2 separate regions of the Homo sapiens genome follow, and region 2 is linked to region 1. The links are chromatin contacts, found by Hi-C or POLR2A ChIA-PET in ENCODE. All regions are on one chromosome and are shown on one strand. Each heading gives the region's core, a stretch centred on a gene start or an enhancer-like site at or near the end of the contact. The rest is flanking DNA. Distances are from core to core; before and after follow the strand shown. Region 1 holds the start of NEK3 (NIMA related kinase 3). Region 2 overlaps TMEM272 (transmembrane protein 272).

Region 1 (6,689 bases), core at 1,610-4,109:
TAACCACTTCTTTACATTTATGCATAAACCTTTTTTCCTGTTAATCTATCTTTCATCAGTTTATTTTGCAGGGCCCAGCTACTGAACCTAAGAGGGCAGAGAAAAAATGTTTTTCCTCCCCTATACTACATACAACAGGCAGACACTGAGCACCAACTCTGAGTCAGATGTTATAATCTGAAAAATCTCTCATAGTCCCTGCCAACGTGGACATCCCATGCAGAGATAACCATAAACCTCAACAAATGTAGGCTATTTAAGCTGAAGCCTGAAGGATGAATGAAACTTGGCTAGACAAAGAGGAGGAAAAGAGTAATCAAGGAAGAGGAAATTGCATATTTAAGAGCTAAAGAAATTACATTCAGTTCAAGAAATTGAAAGAAGAATGTAACAAGCTGCTGAAGCATTTTAACCAAGAAGGCAATATAATCATATTTGCATATTAGAAAAAACATTCACTCAGATTGCAGATTAAATGGACCAGTGGAGGAGGGGCAGGAAGGCCAGCTCAGAGACACAGGCCAGTTAGGAGGCTCCAACAATAGAAAAGGCAGGAAAATAATGAAATGGAATAGAGTGGAGGCAATGGGGTCAGAAAAAATGGGAAGGAAAGATGTAAGAACAGTTGACAGGATTTGTGGTGGCAGATTTATGGGGGGCAAGCAGAGAAGGGGGCAAGGTTGACTCCCAAGTTTCTGGCATGAACCAGATGGTTTCTTGGCACTCCCTGAGAGAGGAAAGGCACAATGGTTGTGTGTGTGGTTTTTTGTTTGTGTGATTTTTCTGGAAGTGGGAGTGTTGCAGGGGTTGGGCAAAACATATTGATAGAAGACAGACATGTGTTTCATTTTGGACATGCCAAACTGGAGGTTCCTGGGAGTCAAGAGAGATGTTAAACACACAGTTGGAGTCCTTGACTTCAGTCTCCCATCTATATTTCCAGGATGAAGCAGCTAGCGGGACTGCTTAGCACATAAGAGAAAATGGATAAAACGTTCCTAACACTTTGCCTGGTACATACAAGGTCCTGAATAACTGGCAGCTATTATGATTATTAAAACCTTAGGGAAGTGATGCATTCTTTTTCATTGCAGGAAAAACACTGTAATGAATTTACTTGATTTTTCAAAAAGCTTACAGTGTTTGTTTTTTATTTTGAGACGGAGTCTCGCTCCTGTTGCCCAGGCTGGAGTGCAATGGTGCGATCTCGGCTCACCGCAACCTCCACCTCCCAGGTTCAAGTGATTCTCCTGCCTCAGCCTCCCGAGTAGCTGGGATTACAGGCATGCGCCACCACGCCCGGCTAATTTTGTATTTTTAGTAGAGACGCGGTTTCTCCATGTTGGTCAGGCTGGGCTCGAACTCCCGACCTCAGATGATCCGCCCGCCTCGGCCTCCCAAAGTGCTGGGATTACAGGCGTGAGCCACCCCGTCCGGCCCTAGTGTTCGTTTTTTAATTACACCACAAAGAATTATAAGGCAGAGAGAGCATGACAGGCAAAGCAAAAATCAAACTAAAACCTCTACTATAGTGACCTGTAAAAATTCCAGTTTGTATTACTGTTTATCACAGAATTACCAGGAAATCCTAGAAATAATTTCTTCATATAACCAAATCAGTCATACACATTGTCTTCGAAACAATGTTTTTCCAAGATCGATGAGGTCTTTTGAGTGTATATAGATGTGAAAGAAACAAGTCCTTTACTACTATTCTAACACCTGGTATTACACGGTTTAACATGGAAGCCAAGTTTCCCCATGATCTTATTCTTCGTTTCTTCGGGGCTTTATTCTATGCAATGGAGAGTAACTGAAAATTAAGAGCAACCAGACTTCTTAGCTGAAAACCACATTTGATATTTTCTGCCCACATTTGCCTGTTACTCAATATTACACCCATATGATCATTACAAGACCTGAATACACTCTGGACATGGCAAAAGTATATCGGCCCCTTCGCATGCCTGCAACAATACTTTTAAAAACCTAATAAAGTGATTTGCAAATACCCAGAAGTGGGATCACCAGTGAGATACGGGCTAAGTTCAGAAAGGTCCCTGAAACCACCTTTACAGATGTATAAGTAATGCGAGAAATCTAACATGACTGACTCCATCTTGCTTCTAACCTCACGGGCTAAGTTTTCACCGTGTTGTCGTTTTCTTATTCTAGCACAGAGGCTAGGATAACTGGGAGAGGGATTTCGTGTAAACTTCAAGACAAGGGAAACTGACCCCACCCCTTCCTGGGAACCAACGAAGCCGCCCCGAGTTTCAGAAGCTCTTGTGATTTCATCCCCAGCCGGTCAACTGTTTCAGTTCCCCAGCCCCCCGAAGCCAAAATGCCCTTTAAAACCCTCGCCCCCGAATTCTCGGGGAGACAGGTCTGAGACCCTGTTCTGGTTTGGCCAGCCCTGCGCTTATTAACTTCTTTTTTTGCTGCAACAGCGGTTCTCACTGGTTCTTTCCGGGCAGCGAGCGAGAAGAATCCGTTGAGCCGGGGCCGGCGCCCGCGGGGCAACTGCACCGCGGGGGAGCCCAGTCGCCCCGCTCACCCGTGAGGGCCCTTTCTCCTGGAAAAGCCGCTCCGCCCTGCTGACCCCCACGGCACCGCGCGCCCAGACCCCAAGGCGGCGAGGGACTTGCGGGTTTGCGGCGAGTGGTCCAGACCGCGGGGCGGAAGTGAGGGGCGCGGCCGCGCGTCCGGGGCGCGTCTACCCCTCGCTCCCACTCGGCTCCGCGCCGCGACCACGCGCCGCCCTCCTCGTTCTAGAGGCAGCCCGCCAGGGCGGGGACCACTCACCCGCTTCCCCGGCGACCCTAGTCCACTCCTTGGCCTGGCAACCGGCGGCTTCCGCGGGGCGGGCCCGGCGGGTCGTCTCTCGGGTTGCGGGTGAAGGAAGCCGCCTGGGTCTGGCGGGAGGCACTGTTCTTGGAGTAGCCGGGCCTACGAAGAGCACGTTTTAAAGCTGTTGTTCCACGTTGCGGTGGAACAGTGCTGTTAACATTGAGGGAAATTGTCCCCGACTAACTGAGTTCTGTCTGCAGGTTAAGTGAAAGCCTATGTAGATAAATTTCACGGGCACAGCACTCAGTGCTAGCTAGAACTTACTAGCTATGTGACCTTGGGCAATTGTGGAAGGCGGGATAATGCTTCCGCCTCAGGATGTCCACATCCTACTCCCTGGAACCTGTGCGTTTGTTCTCTTGCTTGGCAGAGGGGGTTAAGATTGCAGATGGAATTAAGGTTGCTTATCAGCGGACTTTAAAATAAGGTGACGATCTTGGAGTGTGTGCTTGGGTAATTACAAAGTAATTACAAGGGTTCTCTAAAGTGGAAGGGGCCCAAAAAGAAGGTCAGTATGAGAAAGCTATTTGAAGGTGGAGGAAGGGGCAACAGCCAAGGAATGCAGCTGGCCTCAAGAAGCTGGAAGAGGAGCAGGCACAGTGTCTCATGTTTGCAATCCCAGTGCTTTGGAAGGCAGAGGCAGGAGAGGAACACTTTAGCCCAGGAGTTCGAGATCAGCCTGGGCAACATAGTGAGACACTCGTCTCTACGAAAAATTAACTAGACATAGCGACGGGCACTGTGGTCCCAGCTGCTCGGGGGATTGGGGCAGGAGGATCACTAGAGCTGGAGAGGGCTCATGATCCCACCACTGCAGTCCAGCTTTGGTGACAGAGCAAGAACCTGTCTCCAAAAAAAAAAAAAAATATATATATATATATATATATATATATAAAGGAGGAGGTGGGAGGTGGAAAAGGAGGAGAAGCTAGAAAAGGAGGGAAAAACAAAAAACAAAAACCAAATTGTTCCCCAGAGCTTCCAGAAGTAACAGTCCAGCTGACCCCTTGATTTTTTTGTTTTTTGAAACAGGGTCTTGCTATGTTGCCAAGACTGGTTTTGAGCTCCCGGGCTCAAGCGATCCGCCCACCTCAGCCTCCTGAGTGGCTGGGACTACAGGAAAACCACCATGCACACTGACGCCTTGATTTTAACCCAGTGAGCTGTATTTCTGAACTTCAGAACTGTAAGGTAATAAATTCGTGTCGTTTTAGCCACTTAGGTTGTCACAGTTTGTTACAGAAGCCTTAGGAAACTAATACAGCAGAGTAACTAAATCCCTCTGTATAAAAGTATAGAACCTACCTCATAGGATTACTGTGAACAACATCTGGTTACCCTTTACTTGTAAGCGCTGAACGTGTTCATTATAACGTGTCAACCAGAGTCAGAGAGACCGAAATCCAAGTAAAGAAGTTTATTGGCAGTCTGAGAATTGCAGTTCAAGGAACACAGATTCCAGAAGCATTTGAATTGTGTCCTGACCAGCTATTTTTGGGTAGGGTTTTTAAAGGAAGTAAGAAGTCAGTTCTCACTAGTTCATCCATAACCTTCGTAACCCACTATTTTGATTGAAGATAAAGCGTTATCATGACAGTTCATTGGTTTCTAGGCAAAAGTCCTTGATTCAGGGGTTTGAGAAAAGTTCAGTCCTCAGCATGAAGTCCTTTTCATAATGGCAGCAATTTTGTCTGCAACATCAGCAAGTACATTCTGCAGTCAGGCAGTTGTAAAATGGCATTCAGGAACAAAATGGCTTTGCTCTGGCCAGCTCCAATTGCCTTCCTTCCACAATGTCAAAGTTAATGTACAACTATTCTGTAGTGTGGTGATAAGAGAAGGGAAATGCTACAAATCAACATTTACAACATCTGCACTGCTTTCTTTGTACTCTATACAAAGACTAGTTTCAATTAAAAACAAAGAAGGCCAGGCACGATGGCTCAGGCCTGTAATCCCAGCACTTTGGGAGGCCGAGGTAGGCAGATCACCTGAGGTCAGGAGTTCGTGACCAGCCTGGCCTACATGGTGAAACCCTGTCTCTACTAAAAATACAAAAATTAGCTGGGCATGGTGGGTGGCGCCTGTAACCCCAACTACTCGGGAGGCTGAGGCATAAGAATCATTTGAACCTGGGAGGCGGAGGTTGCAGTGAACCAAGATCGTGCCACTGCACTCCAGCCTGGGTGATAGAGCGAAACTCTGTCTAAAAAAAAAAAAAAAAAAATACTGCCCATGCCTGTACTCAGAATGCTGCTCTTGAGAACTGAGCAAAAGACAGATTTCTATCAGATTAAATTTGTGACAGCATCAGGGGAGAAGATGACAAAGGTGCTTAATGCTTTTCTTTCCCACCCAATGATGGCAGTCATGAAAGGGATTCTTTCCCTTGTTCCATCGGTGTATTAGTTTGCCAGGGCTGCTGTAACAGAGTCCCACAAGCTAAATGAATGGTTTAATCAAATTTATTATCTCATACTTCTGGAGGCTAGAGGTCCAAAATAAAGGTGTTGACAGTGTTGGTTTCTTCTGAGGGCTGGAACGAAAAGATCTGTTCCAGGCTTCTGTACTTGACTTGTAGATGGCCTTCTTCTCCCCCACATTGCCTTTCCTTTATGTGTACTGTCTCTGAGTCTAAATTTCCCCTTGTATAAGGACACCAGTCATATCAGATTGAGGGACCATCCTACCCCAGTGTGGCCTCATCTTAACTAATTATATCCTTAACAACCCTATTTCCAAATAAGATCACATTCTGAGGTACTGCACATTAGGACTCCAGCGTATATTTTGTGGGGGATGCAATTCAACCTGTAAGTCAGTAAGAATAGACTGGTGAGGGTAGGGAGAGGGGATGGTGAGAGAAGGTCTGGCCCCCTTTTTATGCAGCTGTTGCCAAGCTGTGGATACCCAGCCAGGAGAGCTTCTGGATATATCCAGAAATAATAAAACGCCACTTCTCCTGAGATGACTGGGAGTTTTCACTCTGTATTAACTGCTTTGTAGTCTACAGTTATATAGACTTTCTTATACTTTTTAACTTCGGTTTGGTTTAAGAGCCACAAGATGACTCACCGAATATATTTCCAGGCATTAAAATAGATGATCTCTGACCCTCACCAGGATTGTTATGTTTGGTTTTTGTTTTGTCAAAGGGGAAAAAAAAAGTTGAGTAGAGGAAGACCTAGAACAAAAAGCAATTGTTCCTTGCTTTTTATCTCCCCAGCTTCAGTCCCACTTCCAAAGGGCAACCACTTTGACCTTTGTGGTTTTAAATTCTCCTGATGATCTTCAACTGTATGAATAGGATTAAGCTGCTATTTTGTGACACTATTGACTCTTGCAAGGACTGATAAAAAGTCAGCTTAATTCACCCCCCTAAGGTGCACATGGTAGTTAACACTATGATTTAGTCCTATTGTTCACTTTAGTAACTTTAATATCCTTAAACTGTTGTTTTTAGTTCTATTAAATACAGACAGCGCCTCTTGGTTCTCCATTTCATGATAGGAAGAACTCTTACTTCCCTTGAACTCCCCACCTCTGCTTCTACCTCCAAATTTCTTATTTTTTAGAAATGAGGCCTCCCTCTGTTGCCCAGGCTGGAGTACCTCTGGTGCAATCATAGCTCATTGCAGCCTCAAACCTCTGTACCTCCAAACTTTTCAAAGCTGTACTCTCTTAGATTTCCACAACTGATAACATTTATATTCCCTTCTGTAACTAAGTCTTCTTTTTTTTTTTTTTGAGATGGAGTCTCGCTCTGTCGCCAGGCTGGAGTGCAGTGGCGCCATCTCAGCTCACTGCAACCTCTGCCTTCGGGGTGCAAGTGATTCTCC
Region 2 (6,689 bases), core at 1,635-4,134, 330 kb before region 1:
CTACACCATATTCCATTGAAATGAACAAAATTTTCTAGGTATACAGAGAGCCATAAATTCAGGGCCCAAAACAGAGTTTAGTCAAATATACACGTTGATCCAATCATCAACCTATGGAGGCTTGTCTTTTAGTTATCTCTGATGTTTAGGTGAATTTGTTATTAAATGGAAATACTTTCCAAGTCTCAACACAGCCTTTTCACACAAAGACCTTTAAGTACTTGGTGCCAAATTTGTTGGACATGGACTGCCTTTCAATTCAAAAGCCAGCTGTGAAATGAACATTGAGTAATGGCTTAGATATCTGCTCATTCCCAATGAATAAAAACAGCTGCTGTTCACAGGAGAGTCAATCAGTGCACAGATGGCTTAAAACGATCCTAATAAATTTAATAAAAGCCATCTTTCCCCCTGTGTTCTCATGTACTTCTTAGGACCTACCTTAACTCTAGATTTTCTTTCTTGTCTGATCTGCAGTATCACGATTATTCTTTTTGGTTTTAGATCTCTCCCTAGTTCAGTTGATAACAACTACCAAATGTAGTGATTTTTAAAATATTTGTTATTGTGATAAAATATCTCAACAAAAATTGCCATTTTAACCATATTTAAGTGTACAATTCATCGGCATAATTACATGCATCATCTTGTGCAACCATCACCACTATCTATTTCCAAAATGTTTTCATCACCCCAAACACAAACTCTATAACCAATATTGCTCTAGAAGCAATAACACCTCCAAAACCCTCTTTCCGCAGTGGATGTGGTGATTTTAATATAATATCCATGGGAATTGGCTTGTGGGGTCTTGTCTCTTTTATGCAGCCTTATTGGTGGATGAATTGTTGCAGTTAAGTTCATTTGAAAGATAACTGGCTGGGCGCGGTGGCTCATGCCTGTCATCCCAGCGCTTTGGGAGGCCGAGGCGGGCAGATCACTTGAGGTCAGGAGTTCAAGACCAGCCTGGCCAACGTGGTGAAACCCTGTCTCTACTAAAAATATATAAATTAGCCAGGCATGGTGGTGGGCGCCTGTAATCCCAGCTACTAAGGAGGCTGAGGCACAAGAATCACTTGAGCCGGGTAGGCAGAGGGTGCGGTGAGCCGAGATCGCTCCACTGCACTCCGGCCTGGGCGACAGAGTGAGACCCTGTCTCAAAAGAAAGCAAAAAGAAAGGTAACTAACCACAGGGTCCAAAGGCTAGGGTTCTCTTACCTTACAGATTTTGCATAGAATGCCCTCTGGAGAGTACCCCCGACTTCATAAGCAGGGCATGCCTAACATCTTGTGAACTCTTCTTGGAAGAACAGAGCCATATAATAAGTGTTAATTTTTGAATTGCACTGTAATAATCACAGCACCAGGGCCTGCTGAAGTGATTGAATTGTTCACTCTTACACTAAATGGCCCCAGACTACTTGGCTGTTTCAGTTCTCTGCAAACCTTAAAATCTTATCTTCTTTTTTATTTCCTGTCAGGCTGTTAGCTTTCATGTCTTACAGATCTAAGGATACTGTTTTTGTTTCCATTTTTAGTATTGTGGCTTTAGCAGGGGTGGCAGGGTGAAACTTACATAACAAAAGAAACCATTCTAAAGTGAATAATTCAGTGGCATTTAGTGGATTCACAGTGTTGTGCAACTACCACCTCCATCTAGTTCGAAAACATTTTCATCACCTCAAAAGGAAGGCTCCTACCCATTAAGCAATTAGGGTACTGGGTGTTTCGTTGTTGCTGTTTTGCAACAACTCCTATGCTCTTTTACTTTCTGCTCCAATATGCTGTGAGCTTGGACCTAGAACACTGGGCCTGCTGAGCTGCTTCTTTTTTGTTTTTGTGTTTTTTTTTTTTTTTGGAGACAGGGTCTCAGTCCTGTTGCCCAGGCTGGAGGTATAGTGGCACGATCATCCCACCTCAGTCCCCCGAGTAGCTGGGACTACAGGCACACGCAACCACACCCAGCTAATTTTTAAGTCAAGACTTGCATTTTTTGGTAGAGACAAGGTCTCACTATGTTGCCCAGGCTAGTCTCAAACTCCTGGGCTCAAGCAATCGGCCCGCCTCAGCCCCACTAACTGCTGGGATTACAGGCGTGAGCCACCATGCCCAGCCATGCTGGGCTTCTAGGTAAATAGGGGTAGCTAGGTCCTGTACACAGGGCTCCCATTAGCAATGTTCAGGAGCATGAGATTAATTTCACTGACACGTGATAACAATTTTTAGCTACTTAAGGAGCTTCCCCCATCCTGCCCCTCCCCTGACCTTCGCTAGACCTCACACTTCTGGATTATGAGGTTGTTTAATATACGTGATTTATGGAAATATTTACTCATTCATTCAGCAAAAAAAAAAAAAAAAAAATGTATAGAGTGCCCATACATCACCTAACGCCAGGTGCATTTTTTGTATTGCTTGCAACCTGCTTCCACAAGGGAACATAGGAACTGGGAAGGGACTTTGGGAAACCTCTAGCCCAGTCACTTCCAAACTTGGGCTGGAGGGATCAGAATCATCTGGGGACAGATTTCTAAAAGAGAGTGTCTGTCCCCACCCAGATATACTGCACTGATATCTCCCAGGGCGGGGCCCAGGAATGTGTATTTTTTAAATCTTCACCAAGTCATTCTGAGATGGCACATAGGTGTCTGGGAATCATCGGGCTGGCCAGTTCTTCTTAAACACATATTTAATGTTTAAAGATTACATGCCTTGGGTCCATGCCCCAACCTGGCTGACCTGTGGCGTCCAGCAGCTCGGAAGGCAGCTTACCTATGAAGGTCATGGACAGCGGCAGAGCCAGGAAAGCACAGAGCACAACAACGAAGCAGGCTGCAAGGAGAAGAAGGGGCAGGCACTGGGTTAGAAACACACAGACCCCTGCATTTCCTCTTCACTGCAGTTTCTTAAGCATCCTGTGAAACCTGACTTTCTCTCCAGTGGCAAGTCAGCAGACAGGAGGAGAAGGTCGCAGCTCGCCTGGGGCTCCCACACAGTGGATGCAAGCCAAGACTTGCACTTCTCAGAGAGCTGAACATCTCTCGTGATCACTTTGCCGATGCCAAGGCCCAGATATCCTGCAGGACCTCTCCAAGTCTGACAGCTTATGGAAAAGGAGTTTATAAACTGCCACTGTGCCCGTGCCAGGATGCCAGAAGCTGCCGGCATCCACTGAGCCAGGCAGGATTCACCCTGTGCTTCCTGGGTGCCTGTACTCAGGGCAGATGGTTCTTCTCTTCCCTGGATAAAATTCACTGACAACTCACTTTATCACTGAAAGTATTTGCTTCACAAAATCTTCTTCCCTTTCCATTCACTTGGTTATATATTCCACAGCCCATGACATTAGATGGGCTCCTAAAACTTCTTGCTGACACACAGTATAATAGAGCTTTGAACTGGCTTGGGGTTTTTCTTTCTGTTAATGCCACCAATCCAACTTTTAGACATTGGGAAAGAACAGAGGAATGGGGGCTACACAGGCTTGGGTCCAAATCCTGGCCCTGTCACTCACTGGCCATGTGGCTTTGGGCAAATTCGTTGACATCCGGAAGCCGTTTTCCTCTTCTGTAAAAGGTGGTGACAGATGTATGCACAAGGACCTCAGGGTATGGCAACTTTTGTGATTAGGCAATTACTTCCCTGCTTTGCTTCTTGGTTTCCTCATCTGTTCTCCAGATCGGCAGATATATCTGCAGATATAGGTTTTGCTTGGCCAGCATTTTTTTTTGAAAGTGTGAATTTGAATGCCTCTTGGGTAGGCCTGCCCCCCAGTTCCCACTGTCAGAGTCTTGACAGCATCACACATCTGTGCTTTCTGCTGAGTCCTGTTGTCATGCTGAGAGCAGAGGATCTCTGAGTGAACCTCATGGTAGCTTCTGTAGCATCTACTCCTTCCTCTCTAGGTCATCACCTTAATTATTTTCGGGTACCCCCACCTCCCTACCTCCCCATTCTGCTGTGCCGTTTATGTGCTCTGGCAGAAGCTGATCCCACCCTGGCCATAGAAAAGGGCATGAAGTTTCACCCTCAATTAACCAGCAGAGCCCCACTTACCAGATACGTTATTAGTGGATGGGCTCATGACTTATATTGGGAGATTTACTGAGAGTCAGGAAAAAGCTTTCTCGCTCTGCTGACAGAACTTCCAGAAACAAGGTTTCTCCCTCCCTGGCCACTGGTGAGGAATTGAATTACTCTGGGGGTGGCTGGCAGCCTTCTTGCCATCATGAGGGGAAGCCAGCCTGCGAATGAGAACAACGCCCTGAGAGGCAAGAGAAGAGGTAAAAAGAAACTGGGTCCTCAGAGACATTCATCACCCATGGAATCACACCACCCTTGATGCTAAACTACTTCTGGACTTGCCATTTATAGGAGCCAATAAATCCCCTTTATTACTTTAGCCAGCTTGAGTTGGGCTTTCTGTATTTATACAGAGCCCACTGTACCTGGCTTAATCTGCAAGGTCCTTTGTGGTTTTGAATTGTCAAAGATCTAGGATTTATCTGGGAATCTGTCTTCTCTAGAGAAGAGCTCTAAGGCTGCAAGTGCCTCTGGCTGGGAGCCTCACGTGCACACCACCAAACGCCAGCTCTGATCTTGCTACCCACAGCGGGTAGGGTGCACAGGGCAGGGTGCTGCCCCTCTCTCAAAGAGACCCGAGAAGTTGCCCTCCATGCCCACCTTGACCTTCACCTCCAGGAAATGTTGATGGGGGCAGGCATGCAGAGTGATTTGCCCCAATTTCCACTCCTCCCCTCAGACCACCCCTGAGTTGTATATAATGCTATCACCAGAGCCAGCTTCAAAGGCGTGCAACTTAACGGCCCCAAGCATCTGGTTTGACGCTCTTCTGTTGCCATCTTGAAATTCTAAATAAATTTCTCTCGAAATCGTGTATTGTAAGTGAAGTTGGACAGGACAGTGAGGAATATGTGTGAGCAGAGGGAGCCTGTGAAATGCTCATGTCTGCTGCCCTTTACCGCCAATATTCACATTTACTCCGCAAGACTCAGGGCCAATATGAGGAAAGCGTGTTGTGTCTTCAACTGAGTAAGCAGGGGGCTGACAGTCCTGAAAAGATTTACTTCCATTTGAACCAGAACTTGCTTCAGATGCAGACAGAAGGCAATGATGTTCTAAGAAACAGGAACAACGAAGGAACTCCACCAACCCCTTTCTGACCCCTAAATTAGTATACCTTGTCCTCTCACAACTTCCTCACCTATCTGTGAGCAGAAGGTGGAGAATGTGGGTAGAATACACCCATATCAAGAAGCAAAATGAAGACTTGTTAGTTTTGTACAATGTTTCCAATGTTCCGATAAAAACAAAATGTGTATGAGAGCTATTAAACACAAGTTGTGTCATTTCAGTGACTCAACATATGAGTTAAATGCTCTTAGAGTTGCATTTAAAACTGACATTATGCAATATTAAGATGAACGGTAAAATATATACTAATAATTACACATTTTGATTTCCCCTACTTAAAAATGATATTAAACAGCAAATAAAAAGGCCAAAAGAGAGACTGCAGAAGAAAGGAAAAAGCTTTTTATATTTTAGTCCCTTGAACAGTGCTTCTTTCCTGCTTTTTGAACAAGGTGCTTTGCATTTTTGTTTTGCTCCGGGGCCCTGCTGGTCATGAGTGACACAGTGCTGCTGGCAGGTGTGGTGAATTAGAGAGAATTTCAGTTAATCTAGCCACATTTGTTTTAATTCTCAACTTAGAGTGGCGGTCAAGGAAGAAATTTCTTGCTGGCAAAGGATAGAAATTCAAGGGGTCGATGAATCCTATTCTGCATTTTTGACCTTGGAGCTTGTTACAAGGATGAAAAAAAGTGATCGGCATCCTGAAAAATCCTTCCCTGTGCTGCAAGCTTGAGGCAGATGGTGCCACCTGGCCACATATATAATCCAGGCAGTGAGTGACACAAAGAAATGGAGCAGTCCCCAAGGAGGCACCTGCCACCCAAGCTTCCTACTGAAGGGTGGCAGAATATGCCACCCCAAACTCTGCAGCTGTGGCATAAGGGTTATTTGGAGCTAAAGGCACTTAAAAAATAGCAGATGGAAGAAGGGTACTCTGACCCTCCCCTTTTCCTTCTTAAAAGTGGGAAACAAAAGCCCCACATAGAGGATGTCCTCCCTATACCAAAGGAAAGCACCATTCTTATCATCAAGGATGGGACATTGAGACCAAGAGAATTCTGTACAAACAGATCTTGTCAAAATCACTCTTATCTTCCCTTAGCCTCCCCACACAGTTTGGTTCCTTTTCTGCAATTACCTCTCTTTGTTCAGCCACGTACAAAAGCATTTGGGTTTTGCTATTTCTTTGGGTTTCCACTTCTTATGAAGGCTCTTGTGTCATGTAAAACTTGCACTAAATTAGTGTGCTTTTCTCCTGTTAATCTGTCTTATGTGAGTTTAATTCTCAGGCCCAGCTGAAAAGCCCTAAGAGTGGAGAGGTAAAATGTTACCTCCTCTTCACTACCTCCCAGCAGGGCTGAGAGAGATGGCCAGGGCCAGAACATTCTTAATGACTACCTGGAGGAGGCTGTAAAGACTCACCACCTGCAGCCATGCAACCAAGCCACCTGAGTCACAGCCCACTCCGCTCCTCATTACCTGCAGCATGGACTGCAGGACTCTTAACCTCTGAGGTTTCAATGTCCTCATTGCAA

Evidence for each region. Hi-C counts contacts between places; a loop is a spot of excess contacts on that map. ChIA-PET counts read pairs that join two places held with the same protein, here RNA polymerase II (POLR2A). Pooled maps may share reads with other maps.
Region 2: a pooled map shows a loop between it and region 1 (2.5-fold over the local background). The contact joins the enhancer-like site here to the promoter of NEK3 in region 1. A Hi-C loop is called at or near these places in 6 of 50 pooled maps. POLR2A ChIA-PET finds 5 or more read pairs at or near these places in 5 of 52 experiments (A673, OCI-LY7, activated T-cell and 2 more).

The regions. Positions count from the first base shown.
Region 1 is chr13:52,156,738-52,163,426 of GRCh38, forward strand. NEK3 (NIMA related kinase 3) reads right to left here and starts at 2,860. Exons shown (of 16, transcript NM_002498.3): 1 at 2,806-2,860. It overlaps LOC124903176 (a long non-coding RNA gene), which reads left to right. Exons shown (of 2, transcript XR_007063806.1): 2 at 1-609. RefSeq lists silencers at 2,547-2,656, 2,737-2,796, 4,557-4,851.
Region 2 is chr13:51,823,794-51,830,482 of GRCh38, forward strand. TMEM272 (transmembrane protein 272) reads right to left here. Exons shown (of 5, transcript NM_001351003.2): 3 at 2,773-2,832. Among named protein-coding and RNA genes, the nearest start is that of TMEM272, 18 kb to the right of the region's middle. Within about 2 kb of position 2,885, at least 14 of the 41 ENCODE cell types and tissues checked have a DNase peak (open chromatin) inside an H3K27ac peak, as active enhancers do; they include OCI-LY7, where a contact is called at or near this core.